Regions from separate parts of the Mus musculus genome. Here region 1 is linked to region 2. The links are chromatin loops, found by intact Hi-C in ENCODE. Cell type or tissue: left cerebral cortex. All regions are shown on one strand. Each heading gives the region's core, and the rest is flanking DNA. Links, peaks and the distances in the headings are about the cores only. Region 1 has its middle 50 kb from the start of Gm30998. Region 2 has its middle 7.3 kb from the start of Gm30866.

Region 1 (11,347 bases), core at 2,210-10,209, 1.2 Mb after region 2:
ATGTAACCAAGGAAGGTATTAAAGTGTGCACATGTGTGTACATGTGTGTGCACGATGTAAGTGTATGCACATATATGTACATATGTGTGTATGCATGAATATGTGTGCGCCTCTGTGTGTGTGTGTATGTGTGTGTGTGTGTGTGTGTGTGTGTGTGTGTATGTATGAGTGCGTGTGTGCATGCTGGTATGCACGCACCTGTGTGTGCAAATGTGGAAACCAGGCATCAATGCCCTGTGTAGTCTTCACTTTCCTTTTTCTTTTCTTTCTTTTTTTTTTTTTTTTTTTTTTGAGATACTCTCTCACTGAGCATAGAACTCACTTATTCAGTTAAACTAGCTTCCAAAAAAAAAAAAAAACCAGCAATCCTCTTGCCCCCAACTCCTCACTGAGTTTACAGATGCATTCGACCACACTTGACCATTTCTTAACATGGGTTCTGGGGAATCCACACTCGGTCCCTGGCGCTTGTCAATAAGCACTTTACCAACTGGATTAACTCCCATCTCTTAATTTTTTTATTAAAAAATTCTATATGGCTCAGGAGTTAAGAGCAGGGACCTGCTCTTCCAGGGGACCCAGGTTCAATTCCCAGCACCTACATGGCAGCTCACAACTAGCTGTGTTCCAGGAGAATATACTGCCCTCTTCTGGCCCCTGTGGGTATCAGGCACACAGGTATATAAGCACACATGCAGGCAAAACACCCAAATTGGGTACAAGCTGGGTCTGATGGTTCATACTTATAATCTCAACACTGAGAAGGTTGAGACAAGAGGATTGCTATGAGTCCCAGGCAAGTTCCAGTGCATTTGACGCAGGCCATTGCTACAGACAACTGACTCTACCAACCATGTATATAACAATACACATACCTTAAAAATTCTCAGAAAAGATAGTCATCAAAATCTCAATGACAATCAACGATTAAAGTTATTGGAAACCTATTTTTCTTTATGTGTCTTTGCATTTTGAGAGTTATTTTTAAATAAACATAAAATTCTATAATTTTTCTTTTACAAATAAAGTTCTAAAGAGCCCAATAATAAAAAAAAAAAATTCTAGCACTGTTTTAGTGGTTTGTATTTTATCTAAGTTAAATATCCATATGGAGCAGGAACAACTTTCACTTCCTGTTCTTCCCACAGTTCCACGGGTCACACTGCATGAAGTAAGAGTTGCCTGACGGGCGTTGATTGACAGTGGTATTTAGATGTTGGACTCGGAGGCGAGATTATCGAACATGGCTAAGAACTAAATTGCATGGCTGAGCTTTGGCTCTACAATCTTAATAACTGAAAACTCAAGGCTCCAAGTCACTGTGTTTTATTATAAATGATTCTGCCTCCCAAGACTCCTTCAGTTTTGAAATCTTGCCAAAGGGTTGTTTCTCGTCCTAATGCTAGCGAATGGGCAAGTCTTCAAATGATATCCTTATCCCACAAGTCATGATGAGAGAGGCAATACTTACACGTGTTATTTGAAAAGCCTTGCATGGACTTGTGGTCTCTGACTTAGTAGCTGGGTCTGTCTAGGAAAACTTCAGAAGGTAATAAAGCCTTATTTTACATTTTGAGTAGCCCCATTCATTTATATCTGACATCTATTGCTGCATTACAAACCACAAATCTCAGTTGTAAAAAAAAAAAAAAAAATAGCAGACAGGGCTGAGGAGATGGCCAAGTCAGTATAGCACGTGCCATGTGCAATGGTTAACTTTAATCTTCAACACAACCTAGAATAGTCTAGGAATAAAGTCTCAATCGAGGCGTGTCTGCATCAGGCTGGCCTGTGTGTATGTATATGGGGAGTTATCTTAATTAAAGGTAGGAAGACCCAACCCACTATGGGTGACACAATTCCCTAGGCAAGGAATCCTGAACTGTTTAAGTGAGGAAACATTGAGCTGAGCACAAGCAAGCCAGCAAGAAGCATGCACAATCACTCACTGCTCTTGACTGTGCCTGTGACATGACCAGCTGTCACGGGCTCCTGCCACCGTGCCCCTCCCTCAGGGGTAGACCTTAGACTTGTGGGCTAAAATAAACCCTAATTTTCTTTTCACCCTCGTATTTTATTATAGTAACAAAATCAAAACTGGGACACCATGCAAGCCTGAGTACCTGAATTTGACCCTCAGACCATGTAGAAAATCCAGGCATTGTGGCATATACTTGTAATCCCAGGGCTGTATCCAGCCTAGCTAAACCAGTAAGCCCAAGGTTCAGTAAGAGATCCTGTATCAAAAAGTAAGGTGGAAGACGATCTGGGAAGCCACTTGACACTGACCTCTGGCCTTCATACACATACATGCATACATGTACCTGTACATACATGTGCACATACACTTATCATGTGCTTCCTGGGCTCATCTGGGAATCAGTTCTGTCACCCTCTGCCATCTACTCCCATGATACGAGCTTCAAGTCTTATTACATGGGCTCACTATGGAGATCCAGGTTTCACAGTCAGAAGCTATTCTGAGGAAGCTGTTATGAAAAAAAAAATTAAGTACATAACACATTTCAAATATCTCTCCTGTGGTGGTTTGAATAAAAATATGCATTCTCATAGACATAGGGAGTCACTATTAGGAGGTATGGCCTTGTTGGAGGAAGTGTGTCACTGGGTAGGGGTTTTGAGGTTTCAGATGTGCAAGCCAGGTGCAGTGTGTCACTCTCTCTCTTTCTGCTGCCTGCAGATCCAGATGTAGAACTCTCAGCTCCTTCTCCAGCACCATGTCTGACTGCAGGCTGCCATGCTTCCTGCCATGATGATAATGGACTAAACCTCTAAACTGTAAGCCAGCCCCAATTAAATATCTTCCTTTATAAGAGTTGCGATGGCTACAGTGTCTCTTCACAGCAATAGTAACCCTAATTAAGACATGCCCCATGCCATGTGTACTAACTCCTTATGTCTTTGTGGGCGCTCACACAAGCGCGGGCGTGTGTGTGTGTGTGTGTGTGTGTGTGTGTGTGTGTGTTGTGGCTTTGGTCATGGCAGGTCCTACATGACTTTACCCTTGGAAAGGAAAAGAGAGTATGAAAGTAGGTCAAGTCCATCCTGTAATACAGCTCTGAGCAAGGCATTTCTTGAATGAGCGCCGTATGCAGAGACAGGCAGGGCCTGACAAGTAGGCTGGAGTACCAAGAAGGAAAGAGAGATGCCCAACCTTCACAGCCTGTTCCCATCACCCACTGGGCATCTGCAGAGCGGAGTAAAGGGTTAAAGCTGTCAATAAAAGCCGGCCTCGGGTCTCTGAAACGTAACCTAGGAAACTGTTACCATAACCCACACAGTTGAGACCCACACAGAAGAGAAACAGTGCCTCTAACAAAACAGGTAGCTCAGGCATGTGCCACCCCAACTGTGTGACCTCCAAAGTTAGAGATCTTCCCTGCCACTAAGAGCTGGTGAAGTCAGAGTGCCTCTTTGGGTGTTTCCTAGGCAACATCCAAATGTTTGAGGCACCCTAGTACCTTCATGTGAAGGCATTACAAAAGAAATGAAATTTCCCTTTGTGTTGTCACAAAGAATAGCACACTGGGTACCTGTGCTTCACCCCAGGGTGCAAGCTGTGGAATTTCTGATGAGACATCCTATTAAGAACTTCTTCAAGACATATCTCCATCTTTCTCTCTCCCTGAAGGGAAAAATAAATTCAGTGTATCCATACAGTGTATCTACAGCTGCATCCAAAGTACCTGGAGGAACGACTCAAATTATTCATTTTGGCTCATGGTTTCTGGGGCTTGGTACATGGTCACTATAAGACTGTTAGAACCCAGCTGCTGCCCAGACCTCAGAACCTGCAGCCACTCTCTCCTCTCACAGATGCCACAGCACATCAACTGTCTGTCCATGGTTTTAGCAGCTCTTCTAACCAACTCTCTGTCCCTAACAATCCACCTCAGTGACCCCCCCCCCCGAGACCTGTATCAGAGACTTTTCAGTTGTGTGGCTCTGGGTACTGGGCAGAATGTCATGATGGCTGGGGTGTGTGGTGGGCATGGTTCTTAACTTGACAACAGACAAGAAGAGAGAAAAAGAAGTGTCCCAGAACAAGATGCCTCCCAGGACACACCTCAAGCCACCTCCTCACCAGGAACTACTACTTCCAGCTAGACTCAACTTCCAAACATTTCTGGAAACTCCCAAAATAGTGTCCCCATCAGGAACCAGTCATGCTGCCAGTGTAGGTAGGGGTGGAGTGTTTAAAACTGTCTAGGGTGGCAACTGTGTTCTTTGAGAAAATGGATACCAATGAGACATCTGTTGGCTTAGCTCTTCTCTTCCAGTTGGTGTGAGTATAACTTGTTATATCTTGGCCAGGACGCGGAAACAACATCAGATGGAGTGATGAATATGGTTCAGTAGATAAAGTGGTCACGGCACAAGCATGAGGACCTAAGATCAAGGCCTTGGTGCCCATGGAAAAATCCAGGCACAACATCGCATGCTTCTAATCCAGGTACCACAGCACATGCTTCTAATCCCAACACAGGGCAGGGAAGATGGGTAGACTCCAGGGACCAAGCTAGCCAGGCTCACCTAATCATCTAACTCCAGGACCAGTGAGAAACCCTTGTCAGAGGCCACACACATAGGTAGCCTCGGCAACCCCGTCTTGTATGGAGTCTCCACCTCGTATTAGGCTGAATTCTAAGAAACAACCAAATTCCCAGAAACGGCTCCTAGCCCCAGGTTTCCCACATGAACTTAGCCTAGGCTTAGTTGGTCAGCACCCAGTCAGGACTGAAACCTAGCAGCTGCTAAAGTGGCTCTGACTGACTGATCTCTATCCAGACTCGGTTGTCAGAAAAGCCATCTGAGGTATTTGACAAGTATTAACACACTCTAAATGCCCGGTGTGAAAGACAGATGGAAATGTTCAGCCCTTACCTCTTACCCCTCCTGTTTGTTTGTTTTTGTTTGGGGGTTTTTGTTTGCTTGCTTGTTTGCTTGCTTGCTTGCTTGCTTGCTTTAAAAGGTTACTCTGTCCTGCCCTGCTGACAGAGTTTGAATCCTGAACCCAGCCATCTCCCTGATATACAAGACTTTGAATAAAGAAACTTTTGTTGTCTCAGACTTGGTTTTCATGGTGATTTATTCCCACCTTCTCAGGCTCTAATACCCCATCTCAAAAAAGGAGTGATTGGGGCTGGAGAGATGGCTGTTCTTCCAGAGGTCCTGAGTTCAATTCCCAGCAACCACATGGTGGCTCACAACCATCTGTAATGAGATCCGATGCCCTCTTCTGGTGTGTCTGAAAACAGCGATAGTGTGCTCATATACATAAAATAAATCTTTTTTTTTTTTTAAAAAAAAGGAGTGATTGAGGAAGACACCTCTGTCCTCCACATGTGCATACATGATCAAACACATACATACATGCGCACACACATACACACATATACACTACACATACCATACACAAATGCACACACACATACACACATGCACACATGCATACACACACACACACACACACACACACATGGGGGTTCTCAAATGTGCATATAACTAAGAATAAAACAAATCCTGAGTTCAAATGGGCCTCTTCAGCCCTACATTAGCAGCCTTTCTTGTCGCTATGACAAAAGTAACACAAGGACAGAGGGTTTATTTTAGCTCATGGTTGACAGGCTAGAGTCTATCTTGGTGGGCAAAGCACCCACCATGGTCACGAGGCATCTGGTCACACAGTGTCCACATCCAGGAGAGAGGGAAATGGGGAGTGCTGGTGCTCAGCCTGCTTTCTCCTCCCCTCTGAGGTTTTCCTTTGTATTCGACCTGGGATTCGATGCAGCGCAGCCCACACGCCTCAGCTAACTCTATCCAGAAATGTCCTCACAGACTTGTCCAAAGGTGTGATCAGTGAATCACAGGACACTTCAAAGACACCCCCGGCAGCTGAGGACCAAGTGTTCAAACCCAGGAGGTCATAGGAGGCACTAGGAGCCTGTGGGAGGATGCTTCAGACTCGAGTCACAAACAACAGAAAGACCTTGAGAGCCATCAGTGTGGTCACCAGCAGCTGCTGAGGGGTGACTCAGCCCTCGGTAGCTGGCATCGCTTCCATTCACAGTGTGTTCCGAAGAGCTGGGTGGATGGATACTCAGCCAGCACCAAAATAGAATTCTTCAGAGACAAGACAGCTGAAAGGGCCTGGGAAATCTCCGGCAATTCATACCGCTGCAAAAAAGTAAACTCCCGCCTTGCTTCCTGAATTTCAGAGTGATTTCTCCCTGACTTCCTCCTGTGGGCTTTTGTGAGTCAGCTTCACTGAATATCCCTGGTGGAGGGGCAGTTTTAGGGTAACAGGCGTGAGGGCGCAGGGGCTCCACACTTCCGTGGGATCAGCAGCAGTAAGGGCAGGTATACAGAGGTAACAAATGAGCAGTAGCCCAAACTAAACGTGGCCCCACCCCTCCTCACAAACATGCCAAAATCACTTTTAGACTCTACATCTTTGATGCTTTATATCCATTTGTCTGTCTAGAGACAGAGTCTTGCTATATTGTCCAGGCAAGCCTCGAGTTCATAATCCTCCTGCCTCTGCCTCCTGAGGGCTGGAATTACAGGTGTGAACCACCCTGCCCAGCTATGTGTGTGGCACACATGTGAGTGTGTAAGTATACACACGCACGGAGGTCAGAGCAGAATGCTGGCTGCCTTCTTCAGCTACAAGGCAAGCTCAAGGCCAGCCTGGCCTACATAAGATTTTGTCTCAAAACAAACGAAGTAACAAACCCTGGATTGGTCCAAAGGCCTCAGCCACTAGATTACTCAATTTTTTAGAAACAGGATTTGATACATCACTCAGGTTAACCTGAGCTCAGAGTCCAGCCCAGGCAGGCTGACTTCAGCCTTATGACCCTCCTCCCTCAGCCTCCTGAGTGAGCACCTGGATTACACACATACACCACCAGCACACTAATTTATTTCTCTAATCAAATACAATGTTTGCTCAAATGTCATCCATCAATGTTATCACTTTTACTCGCTCTCTCTCTCTCTTTGTGTGTGTGTATCTGTCTGTCTGTCTCTCTCTCTCTCTGTTTGTGTGTGTGTGTTTCTATCTGTCTGTCTGTCTCCATGTCATTTGTTTGTCTGACTGCCAGATGAGCCTATTCTCCTTCTGTCACACTTACTTATTTTGTGTCATGAGTTTTCTCTTTCTAGAACCCCTCATGTCCTGAGGCTTGGCGACAAGTGCCTTTTCCCACTGAACCATTACACAATTCCCAAGCCTACTATTCTCTTTTGCCTGAAGTTCTACGGGTTGTGGCAGAGGTAACAGAAGCCGAGGCAGATACCGAGGAAGTTTTAGATTTTGACTGTCAACTTAATTGGATCTGGAATCAGCTAAGACACACACCCTGGATGGGTCTTTGAGGATGTTAGCAGGAAAGATTGACTTGGGGGTGGGGTAAATGGGTGGCACCGCCCAGGGTCTGCAGGGAAGACAGCTGCTCACTTGCCTGTCTCATCTTCTGGCTCGTGAGTGCATCTATCCTGTTGCCACCATGGCTGTGCCGCCACCCTACACCCAACATCGGAACCGGGCATCTTCCACTTTCTAACATGGACTGAAGCCCAGCAGCTCACCAGGAATCATCCAGGCCGGCAGCAGCAGACTCACAGAGTGAGTGTTTTTGTTCTCCATTTCTTCAGCATACAGCCAGCCAGGGATGGGCTACCCAGCCTCTGTTGTGTAAGCCAACTAGCAAATCCCTCTTTTAATGTAAAATCACTCTGCCGGGTCTATTCCTCTAGAGAACCCTAAACACTTCTTCAACTCAGTGTTCACCCATTCACAAGTCCTTCCCAGCATCTAAAGAGACCAGGCTCCTGCCATCTTTTTTCATGGCTAAATGCAATACTGACCTTAGCTCTCACTCATCACCAGTTGAGCAGTGCAATCTTGAGTCTCCTCTCAGTTCTACAGCCCATGCAGAGGGTCACATGACCTCGGCAGACACGAAAGTGTCTGGGTCAAGACAGACGGTCATGAAGGATAAGCAACGCTTGAAGAAGACATGGCAGAGACCACAAGAGAGACATAATCCCAGTCAGACTTCACACCTGCCAGCTGAACAATAGCCAGTACTTAGCAGCCCACTGAGTACCCTCTGCCAGGGCCAGGATCTCTTCCTTTGGCCTGGCTGGGGTGGGGGGTTGTGTGAGAACCCAGCCTGCCACCTTTGCCACCCAGTTGACCAGACTGCGTGGTCAGCACAAGAGGCAGCCTCTGGCTCTGGAGACCTGGCCATTCGGTAAAGTTTTAGCTGCACAAGCATGAGGACCTGAGTTCAGTCCCCAGAACCCATATAAAAGCCAGGGCATAGCGGTGCATGCTGGAGTTTGTCAGCGAGGTTAAACTGGCAGAGCCTCCTAGCCTAGGGATCCCTCCGCCTCCGCCTCCGCCTCCGCCTCCGCCTCCGCCTCCGCCTCCGCCTCCGCCTCCGCCTCCGCCTCCTTGCCCCCCACCCCCCCGCCCGCATTTCTGGGATTACAAGGGCAGACCATCATACCTGGTTACTGGACACTGAACTCCAGGTCCTCACACTTCCATGGCAAGCACATTAGTGACTGAACTCTCCCAGCATAGATTTTTTTTTTCTAGTGAGTTTTGTGTCGAGACAAGACATCACTATGTAGCCCAGGCTGACCTTGAGTGATTCTCCTGCCTCAGCCTCCTGAATGCTGAATACATACGTCACCATGCCTAACTGGAAGATTGCTGCTCTGTGTGTACAAAAACTAAAGTGGCTTGGGTGTCCTCCAAGCCCAGAGATGTTGCTGGGACCCTGAATCCCAACGCTGCCTCCTGATATCTCCATCACTCGTCCCTGCTAAACGCACTTCAAGTGATCTCACACTACAAAATCTTTACTCTGGAAAGCCACAAAAAATTTTCCTCCATAAACAGTATTGCAACTTGGGTCCAATGACGTGGCTCAGTGATCAAAGGCACGTGCTGTGTTTAGTTTGAGAACCAATTTCCTTAGGTTGTCCTCTGAACTCCACGTGCAATTGAGGTACATGCACAGATATATACAGATATAGATACAGATGTAAACTTAGATGTAGATATAAATGTAGATATAGATATAAATATATAGAAACATATATCAGCCTCTGCATCAGCCTCTCAAGTACTAGAATTGCATGTAAGGCATAGATCACCATAAATAACCTATGGTTTTATTTTCAATGTTATTATTGTTACTATTAATATTATTTATGGGGGGGGGGGTCGGGGGCAGAGGTCAATCTCAGATGTTGCTCCTTAAAGTAATACTCTTTTATTTTTAGGGACAGGGTCTCGCACTAGAACCTGGGATGGCTGTTTTTTGACTAGGTCGGCTGGTCAGTGGTCATCATTGCACTACAAGCATGCATTAGTAGTCCTGTCTGGTTCTTCTCAATGTGGATTCTAAGGCACTGACTAATCTATCTCCCAACCCCATGACCATCCCTTTTTTTTGGGGGGGGGGGTGTTTCAAGACAAGGTTTCTCTGTGTAGCCCTGACTGTCCTGGAACTCACTTTGTAGGCCAGGGTGGCCTCAAACTCAGAAATCCACCTGCCTCTGCCTCCCAAGTGCTGGGATTAAAGGCATGCCCGGCCTGACCATCCTTCTTAATGTTCACATAATATTCCTTGATTAACTACACCACAGTTTATTTTCTCCTTTTTTACCACTTAGATTTTTTTTCTAATTTACGCTACTATAAATAACAATGCAATTAACATCTCTATTTCTTCAGCTGGATCCAAATGTCTTATGAATTAACAGCAACTGAACAGGATTCAATTCTGTGTCATTGCTTTTCGGACAAAAACGGAATGTCCTGGTTTCCGAACAAGGAACCATCTAAATTTAGGCTTCTTGACAGAGCTGTGTGACAAGCCGAATAGCAATGACAGAGTCCCAGCAGCACTTTAGAAAAGTCTATTTAGCTTGTTTGCCCTCGTTGAGGGACAGACTAAGTCTCACGTTGCTTCATCTTAAAGTGACTTTCAAGACCGGAAAATTTACCCTTGAAGGGATGTTTTTTTTAGGTACTGTATTTTATTTTTACTTTTTATCTGTGTGTGTACACTGTGTGTGTGTGTGTGTGTGTGTGTGTTCCTGTGAGTAGGGGTGCATGCTTACCATGACACATGAGTGGAGGTCAGAGGAAAAGCTCAGCTGTCAATCATGTCCTTGCCCCTTGGTGGAGCCCAGGTCTCTTGTTTGCCCCGCTGTGTACACCAGGCTACCCTGCCCATATGTTTCCAGGAATTCTCTTGCCTTCCTTCACCTTCCATCTTGCCTTAGAAGTGCTGGGATTCCAGGTATGCACTATCATGTTGACTTTACATGAGCTCTGCCCACTGAGCCATCTTCCTGGCCTAGGGACTTCTCTCTAAGTAGCATCATTTGGACATTTGTTCCTTTACGCAGATGTCCTTGAGCCTGGCTAAGCTCAAGATCGCCCACAAATGCATCCTCCTCGATGTATTTAAATCCCAGTAATACAGTCGCCCTTGGGATGCCTGGAGCTTCAGTTCTGGGACCCTCGGCGAACATTGTGTGGATACGTAGGCCCTGTATAGATGTGATGGTGCTTGTAGAGAACCCATGTCCATCTTCCCACGCACTTGCAGTATTCTTTATATTACTTAGACTAATGCAAGGTCAAGTCTGTGTAAACGGTTGCTAGACAGCATTGTTTAGGGACTAGCAACAGCAGTAACAAAAAAATGGTTGGCTCAGACTCTGTGTGTGTGTGTGTGTGTGTGTGTGTGTGTGTGCACGCTGTGTGCCGGAGAAATAGAGACCAGAAGACAATTGTGTTGTCCAGCTCTCTTCCTTCTTATCTTCCTCTTCTTCTTCCTTCTCCTCCCCCTCCTCCTCCTCTTTTTCTTCTTCTTCCGGCCTCCCAAATGCTGGAATTAAAGGCTCTACCATAACAGTCTTAACTTATTTTTTTAAGTATGTTATTTTTTAAAACTTACAAAATAGCCAGGTGGTGGTTGTACACACCTTTAATCCCAGCACTCTGGAAACAGAGGCAGGTAGATCTCTGTGAGTTCAAGGCCAGCCTCATCTACAGTGTGAGTTCCAGGTCAGCCAGGGCTACACAGAGAACCCTTGTCTCAAAAAAACAAAAAAACTTACAAAATACACATACACACACACAGAGCCCAATGTCCATTCATGTACTTGAGGCACAAGGCACATCTAGCCACAAAGAGATCAAGTTACCTTGAGACATCATGGAGGTGAGCCAGAGGCTGCTCTGATCCCAGCCCCTCCAGCGTCCCAACTCTCCCTAAGTGGTGGCCCCACA
Region 2 (11,347 bases), core at 1,043-9,042:
CAGACCTACTTGATCCAAATAATCCCTGAGAGTCTCTTCTCAGATCTCAGATGGTGTCAAGTTGGTAATTAAAACTACCCATTGTACCCTTCCATAAAAAGTAAGGTAGAGAGTTATAGAGAGAAATCTAATATTAATGGTTGGATTTTGCAGGTGTAAGTGCATACACACACACACACACACACACACACACACACACACACACCATTTGCATAACAGCAGTGCCATGTATAGACACCATTCTTTGGAGGATGTGCAAGTACTATCAACAGTTTCTGGGTATCTGAGGAGGAGGTCAGAGGTCAGGAGAGGGTGGCAACTTCCTCTCGCTGTATGTATGACCCCCTCCTTGTGCTGTTTGAAAGTTTTACCCCATGCAAGCCCAATTAAACATTTTCTTTTGTTCCACGGGTGGCAAGGTTATTCTCGGCTCGTGAGCTGATTTTCAGTTTGTTTGACTGGAGGATGGATTTGATGATTATTAAATGAAAAAGGAAAAAGCAATTTCTTGCAAATTGCTAGCTGCAGGGAGTGGGGGCTTTTATGCTGGTTCAGGAGGGGGCATTCTGTGGTGAGGACAGAAGCCAGCTTTCTCTCTTCAGTGGGTCAACACACAGGCTTTGCATGGGCTTCTGAAACTACCTCATGTTGGGTGCTGTGGGGCGCCCTGACACCAGCAATGAAGAGCAGCAGGCATTTATGTTGAGTGGGCAGATGCTTGCTTCTGGAGGCAAGCACATATGCCACACCTTACCCAGGCTTGAATGAGAGACACGGGCTGAGAAGTAGAGAAACTAGGCGCATATTTATTGGTAATGCTTGTGTCTCTGCCATCTCATCTCACTATCATGGAGACGGGGAGTTCTGTTATGACTGTCCTCATTGGGTGGAAGGGGGAAATTAGGCAAGGTAGTTTGGTTTGTCAAGGGGTCCTGGGCTCTTGATGTTAGAGTGAGTGCCACCCCCAGCCCCCAGGTTTCTCACTGTGTCTTTGTGTTTTTGTTATGGAGGTGGAGGGGCATCATTTGATTGTTGCCTTGAAGCAAAGAGTTTAGTCAAGAAATGCGCTGGTTAGTCTCGTCAGTTGGAAACAACCTAGAGTCACATGGGAAGAGACAGCCTGTATTGAGGGATTACCATCATCAGACTGGCTTTGCGGCTGTGTATGTTGTGTGTTTTACTAATGTGGAAGGGCACAGTCCACTATGGGTATCACTATCCCAGGCAGGTAGTCCTGAGTGGTGTAAGGATGCAAGCTGACAAACCAGGGAAACAAGCCAGCCAGTAGCTTTGCCCCGGTTCCTGCTTCTGTTCCTCCCTGAGATCCTGCCTTGACCATTGGGTCAAGGATTACAATCAGGATTACAATCAGGTGTATAATGATGGATTACAATCAGGGTGTATAAGCCAAATAAACCCTTTGATCCCTAAGTTGCTCTTGGTCATGGTGTTAATTGCAACAGACAGGCAAACTAAAGCAAGAGACATAGGTAGTTTGAATGTTGGTTTATTTAGCAAAAGCTAAAGAAAGCAAGACTTCAAAGAACAGGGTTGGAGTGGGCTACCCAAGATGGGCAATGCCTGGGAGGTTCTGCAGTGTCGAGTCCAGAGAAGCTTTCGCAAATGGTTTTGAAGCAGATGGCTTATTTCAAGGATAGAAGCGACCCTTTCAGGGTTGTCAATTTATGACATTTCTGCCCGTGATCTCCACAAAAGTGTGTGTGTGTGTGTGTGTGTGTGTGTAGAAGCCACAACACAAGTGACATAATATGAGTATCAGGTGTCTTGAGGGTGTTAACCCGCCTCAGTGCGTGGATAGAAGCACTGGTGCCTCAGCTTCTGATGTACCTGGTACAACCTCACCACAGTTTCAAAGATGCTTAACCAAAGAGGGGCTTCCTGATGGACAGGAGACGCTGCTACCAAGATGTGGTTCCTTGCCCAGCTCTTGGCAAGCCAGTATCATATCACTTCCTCTACCCAGCCCTCAGTGGAGCTGGAAAGCAGACTAATGCACGGACTCATGGAAGTGGATTTTTTTTTAATGTTATTATTGTTCTTATTAATTTACAGTGCTTGGATTCAGACCCACGGGCTTAAGCACACTGGGGTAAGAACTCTACCATTATGCTGTATTCCCCCAGTTTACTATGACTTTTAGACACCATCTTCCCATCTCAGAATCTCAGGATGTGCTTGCCATTTCTGCAGCACTGTGGACATTTTTTTTTTCATATAGCACTTTTACACCCAGTGCCTCACACACGCCATCCGCATCCCTGGGACTTGTTACATAGCCTAGGCTGCCTTGAGTTCTTGATCCTCCTGCTTCAGCTTCCCAAGTGCTAGGATCACTAGGCCTGGCCTAATTTTTAATGTGGCTTTACCTGTGTTCTGACTCCTCATGGAGCACCTATGGGGGCTTGGGGTTCCCCAACTGCTCCTCGCTGCACATCAAATCAAACCCCAAGTTCCCACACACTGAATCCATGGTCCCTGTCCCCACATGGTGGCCTATCTCATGGCCCTGTCTGAACCTCTGTCTCTCCTGTCTTCCTCACCCCTCTGAATGTCTTCACCTTCTTGGCTCCCTGGAACCCCACCTTGGCTCTCTCATTCCCCATCACCTATGGTTTTCATTTCAGAGGTCACCTCACAATACATTAATGTACAACTCTCAGCTGTACATTAATTCTGCAAATCTAGGAGCTAGCAAGATGGCTCGAAGGTTAAAGGTGCCTGACATCGAGGCTAACACCAGAACTCAATTCCTGGCATCAATAGGGAAGGAGACAGCTGAAAGCTACCCTCTGACCAACACATGAACTAAAGGGCACATACACACACACATGTGCATACACATGTACATACACACACTATAAAATAAGTTAACATGCAAATCTAGCTTATAGCCCTCACCTAGGGTAGCTCCTTTCTTCATGGCTGATAAGCTGGTCATTTGGCTCCTCTCCTGTGGGATATCCTCTGCTTTTTTTTTTTTTTCAATTTTTTGTAGTTAAAGTCACCAGCAATGCTCAGAAAATTTTCTAGGGTGCTAGTCTTGGGAACCCTCATGTCCATTATCCAGCTGCTCTGGAGACTGCAGCAGGAGAATTCCAGTTTCAAGACCATCCCAGGCAACATAGTGAGACTGTCTGAAGATAAAAAGCAAAAGGAGGACTAGAATGTTTGGCTCAAGTGGTTTGACATCTGCCTAGAATTCCCCAGTAAGGGGCTGGGGCCGTAGCTCAGTGGTAGAGCACCTGCCTAGAATCCCCTAGTGTGGAGCTGGGGTGGCTCAGTGTTAAAGCCCCTGCCTAGAATCCCCCAGTAAGGGGCTGGGGGTGTGGCTCAGTGGTAAAGCCCCTGCCTAGAATCCCCCAATGAGGGGCTGGGGGTGTGGCTCAGTGGTAGAGCATCTGCCTAGAAGCCCCTGAGAGCATGAATTAGAAGTATCATTTTTGCTTGCCTATTATGTGCAACACCTTGAGTTCTATCCCCACTGCCCCACCCCACACTCATATACAGAGGAAAGAGGAAGGAAAAGAACAGGGGGAGGAGGGGGGGAGGAAGGATACAGAAGGGGGAGGAGAGATTTGTAGATGCGTAGTGAATCTGGGTGTGACATCACAGAAAAGCCATCTATGTTTTTTTTTTAGTATGTTTGCTCCATGGGACAAGGAATCAGAGAAGGCTGCTTCCTTCTCTGAACAGTGTTAGTGAGCATAGCCCATGGCTGTCACCTGATTTAAGGATTTGTTTCTGAGCACCCAGCATTGGAGTCTGTATTTAAGAGTGACAGCAAAGCTCTGTCATCACCTGTGACCAACAACAACAGCCTACGTCGTCTGAGGCAAACACTGTCAGAGGGGTCATTTATTCCACAGGTGGTTCCAGTTTCTGGGACTAGACCTTATGTCCCTAACAATGACTCCGTTTTAATCCCCAGCCTGCCCTGGAGGAAGCAAACAGCTCACACTTGTCCCACCCCCACCTCCAGACTCCCACTCCCACATCCCACAAAGTCCGGATAACAGACAGTGCAGGTCACATTCCGTCTGATCCCAGATTGCACTGCACCATTTACTGTCTGTGCTTGGTGCTTTTCACAAACCAAGACACGCACCATCTGCCTGCTGATTGGAGGTCTGGGATTCTATACACATTGGTGGCGTTCACACACCGAAGGAGGTGTGATTGTTGCCGCCACCCGGAACTGCCTGTCCTTGTACCAGGGCCTCCTCAGTCCTTCTCTACCACATCCAGCAGGCACAGATGGTGTTGACAGTGTCAGAATTCTAGACACATGGCATATGTCCTAGGAGCAGACAAGGCGCTAAATTAATTCTAAACGTCAGTTGTAAGTTTCTTGCCAAAACACTCCCTCGCTGTATAAATAGTGTCTGCACTCTGTATTTTCCCCAGCAGGCTCTGTGGATGCCCAGGTATGCTGCTCTTAGCTTCATTTTACAGCACTGAACATTCTGCAAAGCAGCCCCAGCTCAGGGAAAGGCAATCAGAAAATAGTGGGTAAGAGCTAAGGTAAGACTAGGTGGGGGTAAACCTTCTCCTGTCGCTGTGGTGGAGAGCACCTGGGTCCTGTGAGGGGTGACTTCTGAGTCTTAATTTAAGAATGACATTTTATAGACAGAGGGAAACATACAGAGGGACATCCCAACACTCAGGAAGCAGAGGCAGGAGGATGGAAATTCAAGGCCTGCCTGGGCTATACAGGGAGTTGAAAGTCAACCTAGGCAATTTAGTGAGATGGTGTCTCAAAATAGAAAGTAAAATCAGGGTTGAACATGTATCTCAGCAGAAGAGTGTGTGCTTAGAATTCTTCAGTAAGTCCATGGGCATGGCTGATGAGTACAGGGCTGAGTACATCACTGGGGGATTCTAGGCAGGGGCTCTACCACTGAGCCACGCCCCCAGCCCCTCACTGGGGGATTCTAGGCAGGGGCTCTACCACTGAGCCACGCCCCCAGCCTCTCACTGGAGGATTCTAGGCAGGGGCTCTACTACTGAGCCATGCCCCCAGCCTCTCACTGGAGGATTCTAGGCAGGTGCTCTACCACGGAGCTACGTTCCCAGCTTTCTTTTCATCTCCCCACCCTCCTGAGATAGAGTCTCACTAAGCTACCCAGAATAGCTTTAGAGTAACCATTTAGTCCAGACTGCCCTCTGACCTTCTGTTCCCCTGATCATGCCCAAGTAACTAGAGATAATAAGCTAGAACCAGCAGTTCGATTACCTTATCCTGAATTGCCAGAGGGGAGGCCCTCTGTCCAGATTCATGGAGGCAATGATAGAACAACCTGAGGATGCTGGTGGAACTCCGTCTGACGGTGCTCTCCTTGGTCACCTCAGCTGTGCAGTTGGGTAAGGGACAGTGAGGGGCTAATGTGCAAACAAACAATTGTATCCAGCTCTGGCTTGGTCAAGTAATGAGTTTCATGGGGGTTTCCTTGTAAGAGCTTAGATGATGTGTGGGCAGCTACACCACTCAGGAAAACGCCACCTCTCTGCTTCTCTCAGCAACGAACTGTTTATTTATCATTGGGGTCAGAGGATGAATCATGTTGATTGTTAACTGTCAGTCAATCCTTGGGAAGGAGGAGAGCCTCACAAGGCCCTTTTGCTTCCATGATGGGAAGGTAATGGACGTTTTCTGTGGGTAATTGCAGATGTAGAAGAGAGCAACCCAGCCCTATTGAGGACACTAAAAGGAAAACTTTGGCCTGAAGGGAAAGCTGACTAGACTTCAGAGGATACAAGGAATAAGCAATCCCAGAACCTGGTGTTGTCCTCTGACCTTCACAAGCACACACACACACACACACACACACACACACACACACACACACACACAAACGTTCATGTGCGCGCACGAACATTCACCCACTTTATCTCTGCATACACACAAAGCCACACCACGTAGACACCAAACCAATGCACACGAGAAATTCTTTATTGTTGGAATTTGTGCCATTGTTTTCCTTATTTTTCTTCCCACATTGTTCTAATTCACACGAAGAGACACGTTTATAGGTTAGATGTGATTGGCTAAGAGCATGAAAATACGCTCAGCCTACGCAGGGAAATGGAGAATGAAATTTGCAGTAACAGTGCCATATCCTGTCCTTGGGTTGGCACCACTTTTGGACCTGTAGTCTCTCAAATGCTCATACTCTATAGATGTGGTCCACAAGGTGGTGTGATTAGGAGAGTGAGACCTTCAGGGAGATGGGCCCAGATGGCAGACTTTAAGTTCATTAAAGAAGTGCCTTTGAAGGGGGACTGTCAGTCCCCACTCACTCTCTCACTTTTTCTTCAGTTCCCTGTGAGGAATAGAACTAGGAAGGTATAAAGACAGATAACATGCTGTGCTTGGAAGGCTGGGCAGTGGGGAATCTCAACCTCAGCTGGAGCCATGTCTGTCAGGCAGCATTGTGACCGGACAGTGTCTACAAAAAACACAAACGTGCACGTTGTGAATCATGAGCCTGCCGATGCCAGTTTGCAGAAACACCTGCACATCTATACAGAGGGTAAGGAGAAGACAACATTAATCTGGAGCCACAGCCATTGAAGAGAAGCTGGACATGGTCCGAATGCTTCCAAGAAGGACTTGGTTAAATAAATCACGACGTAGCCACACCATGCAAGGCTACACAGCCGTCAAGTGCAAGAGCTTTGGGGCTGTGCGGTCAAACATGGAGAAACCTCTAAGACATCCAATCTACCCTGAAGCTAGATACTGTTCTTCCTGTGTTGCACAACAACCTGGATGGGGGTTTTCTGAAGGGCCGTGTTGAGAAGGTCTCTGAGGTTTATTCTTGCCCACTGATGCAAAAGATGTTGATTGATTGGTGATGTCTGCCACAGGTATCATAAGGGTGGCACTATTTTTGACTGGTGTCAAATTCACTATGTAGTCGAGGATGACCTTGAGCTTTTGATCTGTCTGTGTCCATGTCCTGGAATTGCTGCCTGGCCTGTGGTTCTCTTTGCTGTCTGTCTGTCTGTCTGTCTGTCTGTCTGTCTGTCATCATCATCTCTCTCTCTCTCTCTCTCTCTCTCTCTCTCTCTCTCTCTCTCTCTCTCTCTCTGGTATATGTGAACATGCGGTACATGTATGCATGCCCACATGCAAACACAGACACCAGAGAAGGATGCCAGGTGTCCTGCATGTCATTTTTCACCTCTTTCTTTTTATCTCTGTTTAGACAGGATCTCTCACTGAACCTGGAACCACACTGGCAGCCAGCCTTCTCGTGTCTGCCCTCCATAACACAGAGGTCTCCATATGAGGCCACCCTGACTTTTTATGTGGGGACTGAGGATTTTGCCCCAGGCCTTCACGTGTATCAAGAGCTTTCCCTGCTTTGCCATCTCCCCAACCTCCTACCTTATATTTTGAGACAGTCACACTCTGTGCATGGATATAGATCACTGTCTTAGACAGGGTGCTGGCCATCAAACTCCCAAGATCCCTTTATCTCCACATACCTCCCATGTACCACATGTACAGACATGTACCACCACACTTGGCTTTTATGTACTGTGGATATGAACTTAGGCCCTTGTGCTTGCATAGCAAGCATTTTTACCCCTTAAGCCATCTTGCCAGCCCCTGGTGATTTGCTTTAGTTTAAGCAGTTTGAGGGTTGCTTGCAGAAAGTCTGGTATTTGGACATTTGAAGCTGCCTCTTTGAGAATCGATTCCTCTCTCAGTGCCCTAGCATCTTCTTACCTTGCCTTCATCTTGCATCTGAATTGAGGATGAACCATTAGGGCAGGAGAGAGGGCTCTGTAGATAAAGCACTTGCCAAACAGCTGTGAGGATCTGAGTTTAAATGCCCAGAACCCACAAAAAGTTGGATGCAGTAGTCCACGTCTGTAATCCCGTGGCAAGTGGGAGGAGGAGACAGGAGAATCTCAGAAGCTTGGACCAGCTAGCCTGGCACTCAAGAAGATGAACCACAGGAGATACCACCTTTAAACAAGTTGGAGGGCAAAGCCCATACCCAGGCTTGTCCTCTGACCTCCACACACGTGATGCACGCACCTGCGTTTCCACAGAGTAACCAGCCTCACAAAAATGAAGATATTTTGAAGAGATACTTGTATCTCTCAATCTGATAACCAGACTATTAGAACAATGGACCCTAAAGAAATGTAAATTTCTCCAGGAATCCCATGCTCAGAGAAGGAAAATTCACCAGCCAGTGAGAGAACTTGTCTCCTAGGAAGAGATTTCACACCTGAAGATAAGCTGGAAACCCAGGGAGTGATGGGTTAGCAGTGGAAAGGACCATGCTAGGGACACACAGATGTGCACAACCTTAGTCCTCTGTTTACATTTCAGGACCCTGAGGACAGACAGGGGGGATTTACTGATCTCTGTGTCCCTCTTGCCAGTGTGGTCACATTGAAAAAGTCTCCTTCTCCTGCTCTCTACTATGGACAGGTGACTGGACTTGAGTTGGAATACAGGTTGTGACTCCCCAGTTTAATAACTATATATGAACACACACACACACACACACACACACACACACACACACACAGAGAGAGAGAGAGAGAGAGAGAGAGAGAGAACTATAAAAAGGAAGATGATCAATACATAGTGAACATGATATTGCCATGACAGGGTATGATATCTAAGTCCACATTTCTGTACACACAATCTCTGTATCACCAGAAAATGCAGAATCCGATTGTTAGCAGAGCAGAGACTCAAAGGCAGAAGGGGGCAAGGACTGATTGCCCATGAGTATTCAGCCTGGGAACGGGAGGGAGATGAATGGGCCCAGGGCCAGGCAGCTCACCTCCCCTCACCTCCACAGGCTAAAGCAGATGGGAACCATTCGGAGACAGCCGCCGGTGTGAGTCGGAAACGTGTGTGATGGGAGAGTTGAGTCTGTTGCCCTCCTGTCTTGGGAATACCATCCCTGGCTGTGGTACGCTGGAGCCTGGGAGATATTTTCTCCCATGTTTAATGGAGCAACCCAAGCATCTTCAGCCTCTTGGTTGTTCCCAGATAGGGAAGAAGCAGCACAGGCCAGGGGCTTCTGTGATATTTGAAAGCACAGACTCCCAAGAGCTTCTGTGTCCCAGATAGGAGCTGTAGTGGCTTGAGATTGTAAGGGAAGGGAGGCTGCTTCCCCTAGATGGGTGAGAATACGAATAGTAGTGATGTGGACCAGAAAGGAGGTATGCAGAGGTGTGATGGCTCACTGTCAACTTGAAGAGCCTAGAGTCACCTAGGAGACAAATCTCAGGGCATAGCTGTGAAGGGCTGTCTCAATTAGAGTAGCCTCTGAGCCTATAAGGAATTATCTAGATTAGGTTATTAAGCTAGGAAGATGCGCCCTAATTGTGGGTGGCACCATTCCCTAGGCTTAGGCTCCGACATGAATACGAAGTAGAATGTGAGCTGAGCCCCAGCATCCATCTCCCTCTGCTTCCTGAATGTGGATATAATGTATAACTCTCTACCTTATTTTTTAAGTCAGGGTTCCCTCAGACCCTGGAGCTCCCTGACAGGGCTCTAGAAACCACCCTGTCTTTACCCACCAGCCTTAGAGTCACCACCAGGCCCAGTTTTTATATGGGTGCTCGGACTCAGTCTGAGTTGCCAGTGTTTGTGAGACAAAAACTTTGCCCACTAAGCCTAGACATTTATTTTACTTAAAAATTCTGCCGGGCAGTGGTGGCGCATGCCTTTATTCCCAGCACTTGGGAGGCAGAGGCAGGTGGCTTTCTGAGTTCGAGGACAGCCTGGTCTACAGAGTGAGTTCCAGGACACCCAGGGATACACAGAGAAACCCTGTCTCAAAAAAAAATTCTAGTCAAAAGGGCAAATGTAGCTAAAATGTGTGCACAGTTCCTAGTGTGGCCTTAGCTCACAGGGAAGGGGCATGGGCCCCTCTGCTTGCACTGGCCTCCTGGGCTCAGACGCCAAGGGATTGCCTTCCCCTTTCTCACTTTCTTGGTGTTGCCAGGGATGTTTCTGTTGCTATTTTCCTGGCTAAGTGGAACACTGTGAGGAAAGAAGTCACCCCTACAGTCGGCTTCCCCAGTTCATCTCCCTCTTTCTTCCCCAACAAAGCCCACCATCTCACAGGCCTGGAATAGACACTCAATAAATGTCTATTGATTGCGTCTAGATTACAATTTTCTAACACCCTCGGGAGAGCTAACTAGCAACCAAGTTTGCCCCTATATATTGCTGAAGTACATCGATTACCAACCCACAAATGGGTGTTGTTTGGCCTCAAAGACTGGTGCAGCGAGCTCTCCAAAGCCACATAAATCATTCATTCAGAGACTTACACACTGGTGCAGTTGTAGTTAATGTTAGTCTGAGAGGTCAGGAACTTGGTTATTTTAGTGTGTGTGTGTGTGTGTGTGTGTGTGTGTGTGTGTGTGTCTGTCTGTCTGTCTGTGTCTATATCTGTATATCTGTATGTATGTGTGTGTGTCTGCCTGTATATTTGTGTATATGTGTATATGTGTGTATCTGTGTCTGTGTGTCTGTGTGTCTGATTATGTCTATATATCTGTATGTGTATTTGTGTGTGTATGTGTGTCTCTTTGTCTGTGTCTGTGTATCTGTGTGTCTGTCTGTGTGTATCTGTATATCTGTTTATATGACTGTGTCTGTATATATGTATGTGTATTTGTGTCTGTGTGTCTGTGTACCTATGAGTCTGTCTAAATCTTTGTATCTGTGTATTTGTGTGTGTGTGTGTCTATCTGTGTCGGTATATCTGTGTGTGTGTCCATGTCTGTATATTTATGTGTGTCTGTGTTTGTCTGTATCTATGTATCTGTGTGTCTGTCTGTCTGTATCTGTATATCTTGTGGGTATCTGTGTGTCTGTGTGTCTGCCTGTGTGTCTATCTATATCTGTGTATCTGTGTGTTTGTGTATGTGTGTGTCTGTCTGACTGTGTCTGTATCTCTCTGTGTGTGTGTGTGTGTGTCTGTGCCTGTGTGTATACCTATTCATATATGTGAACTCGGACTTGTGTATGCTATAGTACATGTGTGGAGGTTAGAGGACAATTTGGTTGACAGTTCTTGTCTTCAGCCTTGCCTGAGGAAGTATCTCTTGTTTTCTGCATGTGTGCCCAGCTTCTTGGGACTCCTTCTGTCTCTACCTTCGGGCTACTTGTAGGTCTGTTGGGATTACAGACCTAGGTACAGGATCTCAGTTTCACAGTGCTTCTGGGAACTGGAACTCTGGTCTTCCATTTTCATAGCAAATATTTTACCACTCAGCTGTGTCTCCAGCCAGGCCTGCTTATTTTTGTTGAAGAAGACACTCAGCTCCTCCT

Evidence for each region. Hi-C counts contacts between places; a loop is a spot of excess contacts. Peaks named below come from ENCODE experiments on the same cell type or tissue, not always from the same donor. Only the 100,000 strongest peaks of a DNase experiment are listed, where the experiment ranks them.
Region 1: it touches region 2 in a loop (8-fold over the local background); 2 of 42 quality-filtered maps call a loop at or near these places.

What each region holds. Positions count from the first base shown.
Region 1 is chr5:142,308,066-142,319,412 of GRCm38, forward strand. No RefSeq gene overlaps it. Among named protein-coding and RNA genes, the nearest start is that of Gm30998, 50 kb to the right of the region's middle. In left cerebral cortex, for the core only: no CTCF peak of the experiment used is centred there; DNase peaks (open chromatin) are centred at 4,242, 6,103 and 9,893; H3K27ac peaks cover 409 bases.
Region 2 is chr5:141,111,905-141,123,251 of GRCm38, forward strand. No RefSeq gene overlaps it. Among named protein-coding and RNA genes, the nearest start is that of Gm30866, 7.3 kb to the right of the region's middle. In left cerebral cortex, for the core only: a CTCF peak has its summit at 4,429; DNase peaks (open chromatin) are centred at 3,786 and 4,268.